Linked DNA regions of Mus musculus: region 2 is linked to region 1. A link is a contact called in ENCODE POLR2A ChIA-PET data. All regions are on one chromosome and are shown on one strand. The core of a region is the stretch at or near the end of the contact, and the rest is flanking DNA. Distances in the headings are between cores, read along the strand shown. Region 1 holds the start of Sec63 (SEC63-like (S. cerevisiae)). Region 2 holds the start of Afg1l (AFG1 like ATPase).

Region 1 (3,072 bases), core at 343-2,842:
TGTGAAATGTACAAAAGAGATGCAAGTGTTGCTTGCTCTTTATCTTAAATTTACTTGAGTTCTATTATGAAACTAGATAATTTTATAGGACATTGAACTCTCTCTTCAAAGTGTAACAAGTCCTGAGCTTCACTGCTAACAATTCTTCCCAAGCTGCAGTGCACAACCTAGACAACTTAGATCATCACCACACCCAACCTAAAAGCAACTTAGCAGACACAGAACGCTCTCCCCCAGAGCCGCTGTTATACTCGAAACCTACTAATTATGGTTACCACCACCAGAAATAACCCATTAGGCGCTTGCTGTAAGTGCCATCAGCTTTAAGAATAACCGGTGCCATATGTCTTAGTAAAGTGCAACACAGAATCCAACATTACAATCTTAAACCTAACATCCCCGGAAACTGCACTGGGTTGCGTTCTGACGCGACCTTTAATGTGGAAAGACTCGAGAACTAAAAGCAAAGGAGCTTGCGACCCCACCAACTACCTCCTTCCATCAACGAATCCCGCTTAATCCTTCATGCCTGCACTTTTCCGTTGTAAACAGGAAACTCCAGAGGAAAGGAAACGGAGAAAATCCTATTTGTGCTTTTATAAAAGGAATAACGGCAGCGCTCTCCAACCCCCACGATGTGATTGAACAAATGAAAAAAGCAACCGGAGGAAGTGACGGGGTGGGCTGCTGGTGAGCTCACTTGGAAGTCCCAAACATGACACCCAGCTTAGGGGTGCCCCCAAACATCTGTACCAACAGCTGCAGCGGGGACACCGGGACAAGAGGGAGAAAGGGTGACGGGAGCGAAGGATGCGGAGTTGTGCCCACACGCTCTTATTCCCCCTCGGCCAACTCTTCTCTCGCCCCCCGTCCCAGCCCAGCCCGCTCCCTCCAGAAAGAACACCCAACAAAGCCGAGGCTGGGGAGACAAAGAGGCGGCAGGCGAGGGGCGTCCAGAACAATGCGGATCGGATCCCCGCCAAACTCCCGCGGACCACGCAGGCGGGCGGACAGCCCCGGAAATCGCCGCCGAGCTCCGGCCCCGTGGACAGCGGCCCTCAGGCCCCGCCGCCCAGGCGGCGTCCCTGGGACGCGGAGCAGCACCGGCGGGCAGGACGGCGCGGCCCGGAGCGGAGCGGAGAAGAGCGGAGCGGAGCGTCCGCCCGAGCGCGCCAGAGCGGGCCGCCGACGGGACTCACCCGCGTTCTGGTCTCGCGGCCAGAGGTAGTAGGTGGCGGGGATCACGATGAGCCCCACGAAGGAGGTGAGGAAGTAGAAGAAGGTGTTCCCGCTGTCATCGTACTGGAACTGCTGGCCCGCCATGGCTCCGCCTCCTCCGCCGCGCTCCCCTCACCGCCGTCGCCACGACCCCGCGCTGCGCTCCGGCTCCCGGCTCCCAGCGCCCCGGCCCCGTGTGGCGTAGCTCGGACGCCGCTACCGCCGCCGCCGCCGCCGCCGCCGCCGCTCTCCTCCCCGCCCCCACGCCGCTCTCACGGACACGCCGCCGCCGCCGCCGCGGCCGTCGCCAACTCTCGCGAGAGGAGCTAGTTCCCGCCCCACGCGGCTGTTCCCTCCCCGGCCGTCTCCTCCACACGCTCACTGAGGGAGACGTGGCGCGCGCAGCAAAGAAACTCTGTTGGACCCCGCCCGCGGCCCCGCCCCTGAGCCACGGACCACGCCCTCTGTTTTCCATAAGCCCGCCCCCGGGTCCCGCCCCCTGCTTACCAGGCTTTCCTTCCCAGCACCCTTCCCGGATTCCAGGAGCTTTCTTGCCAGGGTCCCCCAAGCAGTGAGCAGAGGCGAGCGTCCTAGGTGCGATTGGGACCTGAGCTTTTGCAACCTAAGCGAGGTTGCCAAACCTCTCCACTCTCTCCTATCCCTCTCACTTTTCCTCCACGTGAACCTCATGGAAACAAGTGCCATTAAAATAGGGAGCAAGGAAAAATAAATAAATGAAAAGAATAGGGAGCAAGGAACTCCTCAGAGTTCCAAAGCCTTGGTATTTGGAGCTGCCAGTTCACTAATGCTTTCTGTGACCCAAGCGATCATGTCTTCAATTTGTCAGTAAAACATGAAATAAAGCAAAATATAGATCGGTGGCTCTCAACCTTCCTAATGCTGCCACACTTTAATACAGTCCCTCATGTTGTCGTGACCCCGAACCGTAAAATTATTTTCATTTCTAGTTCATAACTGTAATTTTACTACTGTTACGAATTGTAATGTAAATATATGATGTGCATGATATATATACTCCCTCTAAAACGGTCTTTTGATAACTCCCCCTTAACAGGGTCAGGACCCACATATTGAGAACCAATGTCATATATGCTCTATTGATGAGAAAATTCAGACTCAAAACATTTTCCAGAGGTAACGCTCAATGGTTTGGGTTTGCTCAGGGCTTGAGGATCCAAACCCAGATCGCTCTGACGCCCCAAAGAGCCGCTGGCACTCCCCTGCAACCTGTGGGCAATCTGAAGAGGCAGTCACTCTCTGCTCCTGGCCACCGAATCTCAAGCTGGAGTCAGCTGAACTGCAGGATAGTCCTCTAACCTTGCAAAGATCCCACCAGAGTCCAGTGGTGGCCTTAGCAGGGTGGGTCCCAGTGTCTGCACTGCCCTCTGTGGATCAAGAGGACACAGGGCACTTTACACAGGACCGCTGTGAATAGTAAAGGAAACTGTGCAATATCTTTAAAAAGAGAAGCTACCGCGCAAGTACAAACATTCTGCTGTATTTTTTTTTAAGATTCATTTTTTATTTTTATGTATATGAGTACACTGTAGCCATCATGTGGTTGCTGGGATTTGAACTCAGGACCTTCAGAAGAGCATTCAGTGCTCTTAACTGCCCGTTTTGTTGTTGTTTTGTTTACTTTGCTTTTTGTTGGGGGGGGTGTTTTTTTTTTTTTCTTTTTGAGCCAGGGTTTCTTTGTGTAGCCCTGGCTGTCCCGGAACTCACTCTTTAGCCAGGGTTGGCCTCGAACTCACAGAGATCAGCCTGCCTCTACCTCCTGAGTGCTGGGAATAAAGCTGTACACCAGCACCAGCGTTTAAGGATTGTTTCAAG
Region 2 (3,072 bases), core at 413-2,912, 280 kb after region 1:
AGAGAGAGAGAGAGAGAGAGAGAGAGAGAGAGAGAGAGATCCAAATCCATCTTTGAGATCCTGACTGGAAGCTTGGGTTTAAGTCGTAGGAAAGAGGTACAACAACTCAGCCGTCCAGGTCAGGTGTGACCTGTGCATCACTGGCCCACCATTGCCCAGCTCCAGTGTGTCCTACAAGCTGGTTCTGCACTGTCTGAACCGTGTGACGTCACTTCCGGGAGCCCAGCTTCTCCCTTTTCTGGTTGGCACCAGGCTTCAACCTTTTCCTTGTCCCAGCGTGGGATTCTTGGGAGCAGTTTGATTTCTTAGGGCCATTGTTTCAGTAGTGCAATAGCCAAAGGGAAAGAAGACACAAGTGTCTCTTTAGACTATCTTCAGTCCCATCGGGGTGGGTACATACTTTGACATATTAGCAGAGAAAAGGCTTGAAGTTACTCTGCCATACTACACCTTCCATTTCCTGTTTCTTCAGAATTCCTCTTCTGGTGACCACAATTTGGTTTCCTGGAATTCTTCTTAGTGTTCTCTTTTTTGGTCACACAATTGAAACTTTGTTTCCTCCTTCCTAGGAATGCTAGACTTTCTTGTTTTCCATAATTCCCAGCTAAATGTTCAGGTCTTTTAGATATGATCCACGGTTGAAGGGTTTACTTTTTTGTTGTTGTTGTTGTTGTTTTATTTATTTTTAAGGATGTAACTATGTAGTTGGACTTCTAACCCTGCTGTCTACATTTCCCAAATGCTAGGATTGCTGTTTGTGCTTTTTCTTCCCAGACTGGTGAATCTTGGGCTTCCTGCTAACTAGGCAAACACTCTATCAGCTGAACACCACCCGACAACCCCTGGGAAGGTCTTTGTCTTTTGTTAAAAGTTAATCTTGTATGGACTAGAGAAGTGGCTCAACTGTTTAAATAATGTGTAACTTATGCAGCCGACAAGGGTTTGGTTCGTAGCACCCACGTTGAGTGGCCCACAGCTGCCTTTAATCTCAGCCAGCTCTGGGGGGATCAATGCCCACTTCTGGCCTCCAGAAGAATCGCTTTCAATATAGGACACACACACCTAGACAAAAATATAATCTCCGTACTCCTCCACAACAGTGCTCTCTCCTTGATCCCACTATTGTCTTTAGCTGCAGCGTTCATCTAGCCAAAGGGTCGCCAGCCTCAAATGAGGGCAGTCGCAAATTCAAGTGGTCACACCATCCCATGACTGCCACATCCACCAGCTGTCAGTCTGGGCCCTTTGGCTTTCCTGTCCCACTTATAAGCTTCTTCAAAGCATGAAAACATGTGCTATATAGAAGATAATTTCTATTACTCAACAGCTCAAACAGAAAGTGGCAGAAACACATTTCAGGTACCCTTCAGAGACACGTTGGACACCGAAAGAAAAGTAAATTGAGGCTATATTATAGCAGATTGGACGAGGTATAATATATACCTCTTGGTCACCTTCATATTATGCGGTCTTAGAAGGTTCACGATTATTACTACAAGCTACAATTGGTTTCTCAGGCCTGGAGAACTAGGGTTTCAGTGGGGGCGGGGTGGAGAGTTGGTTCTAGCCGCCTCTCAGCGGGGTGGGGCGCACCCGCGACTGTCAGGACACGCCCCCTCAAGGCGCGAGGCCTCTCGGGACTTGTAGTCCCAAGGCCCACCGGAAGGCGTGAAGGGCAGGCGTTGCAGCCTTTCTAAGCTTGAGGTCATCTCTCTTTAACGCTCTCTCATTTTCAGGCGTGGCCTCCTGGAGCGCCACAGCACCCGGCTGCTCCGTCGCGTCTTCTGGGTTACAATAAAGTTTTCCTCCCTGTACGGAGCTCAAGATGGCGGCCTCCTGGTCGCCCTTGGTTACTCTGCGCTCCGCCGCGCGCAGCCGGCTGACTGGGAGAGGTGTTGGGTGCGGGGCGCGGGTCGTCGCAATCCCTCCTCCGGCCCCTGGCCCTGGGAAACCCCTGTGGAAAGGTCAGTGACCGTGTCACGAGCGGGCCGCGCAAGGCCCTGGGGTCACCCCACTGTCTGATCCCTCCCAGCTGCACCCGTGGCTTCACAAGTTGTAAGGATCCTAGAGACGAGTTCGTGTCTATTGACCTTTTGCATCTCGTTGCCCCAAAGAGCGCTGAGCGCCTCAGGCAGCTGCCCAGAGTAACTTCCATTTGAGGGTCAGAGGCCAACCCAGTTCTTCCCCAGGTAACCCAGGCCTGGAGAGGGCAGGTGTGCAAGAGCCCGGCTTGGAGGGATGGGGGTAAGCAAGATGGGGTTGGTGTGTGGGGAGCCTTTCACCCCAACCCATCTGGGCTCTTAAGGCTGGTGATGGACTTAATGGTCATGTCAGTCAGGGACCCTATGCCCCCTCCCCGCCCATTTTCTCGATGCAGTCTTAAATTCCTAGGGCATCACTTTGTCTGTTTGTCTGTCATTTATCTGTTTTGCCCCTGACCTTCGATTCTTTCGTTCTACTGTCATGTGTCTGTGAATGAGTGGTTAGCCAAATTACAATCACGTGGTCTCACTGTGTGGTACAGGCTGGCCACGAACTTGAGAACCTCCTGCTGCTCTTTCCCAGAAGTGCTAATTTTACCTCTCTTCACTGGACTGGTTTCTCAAAAGACAGCAAACCCTGTGTCCTTATTTCCTTGGCACGTAGGATGGTGATTGGTGTCTGATGAGCAGATATTTTCAAATGAACGACGTTATTCTCATGGTCTTCCTCAGTCACCTTTCCTCATCTCCAAGAGCTTCTTTATATACCTTCAAAATCGGATATAATTTAACAGAGTATATATATGCAAATGCCGATTCTCATCGTCTCAAGATAGGTTTTTTTCCCCCCTCAGTCATTGAAATAAATACCAGACTGTGAGCTTTACATGGCCCACTTAGCAAAGGGCCTTGCTATCAAGCCTGAGTTCAATCCCTAGGACCCATATGGCAGAGGGGAAGTACCAACACCCACCACTTGTCCTCTCTTGCGCGCGCGCACGCGCACACACACACACACACACACACACACAAAATAAGTAAAGTAAAAAATATTCCTTTCTATTTTATAAACAAGAGAAATGCTGAAGTA

The links. ChIA-PET counts read pairs that join two places held with the same protein, here RNA polymerase II (POLR2A).
Region 2: POLR2A ChIA-PET joins it to region 1 with 10 read pairs in Patski. The contact joins the promoter of Afg1l here to the promoter of Sec63 in region 1. POLR2A ChIA-PET finds 5 or more read pairs at or near these places in 3 of 5 experiments (Patski and embryonic stem cell).

What each region holds. Positions count from the first base shown.
Region 1 is chr10:42,760,016-42,763,087 of GRCm38, reverse strand. Sec63 (SEC63-like (S. cerevisiae)) reads right to left here and starts at 1,592. Exons shown (of 21, transcript NM_153055.3): 1 at 1,200-1,592. The coding sequence starts at 1,323.
Region 2 is chr10:42,477,155-42,480,226 of GRCm38, reverse strand. It overlaps Afg1l (AFG1 like ATPase), which reads left to right and starts at 1,662. Exons shown (of 13, transcript NM_145743.2): 1 at 1,662-1,964. The coding sequence starts at 1,826.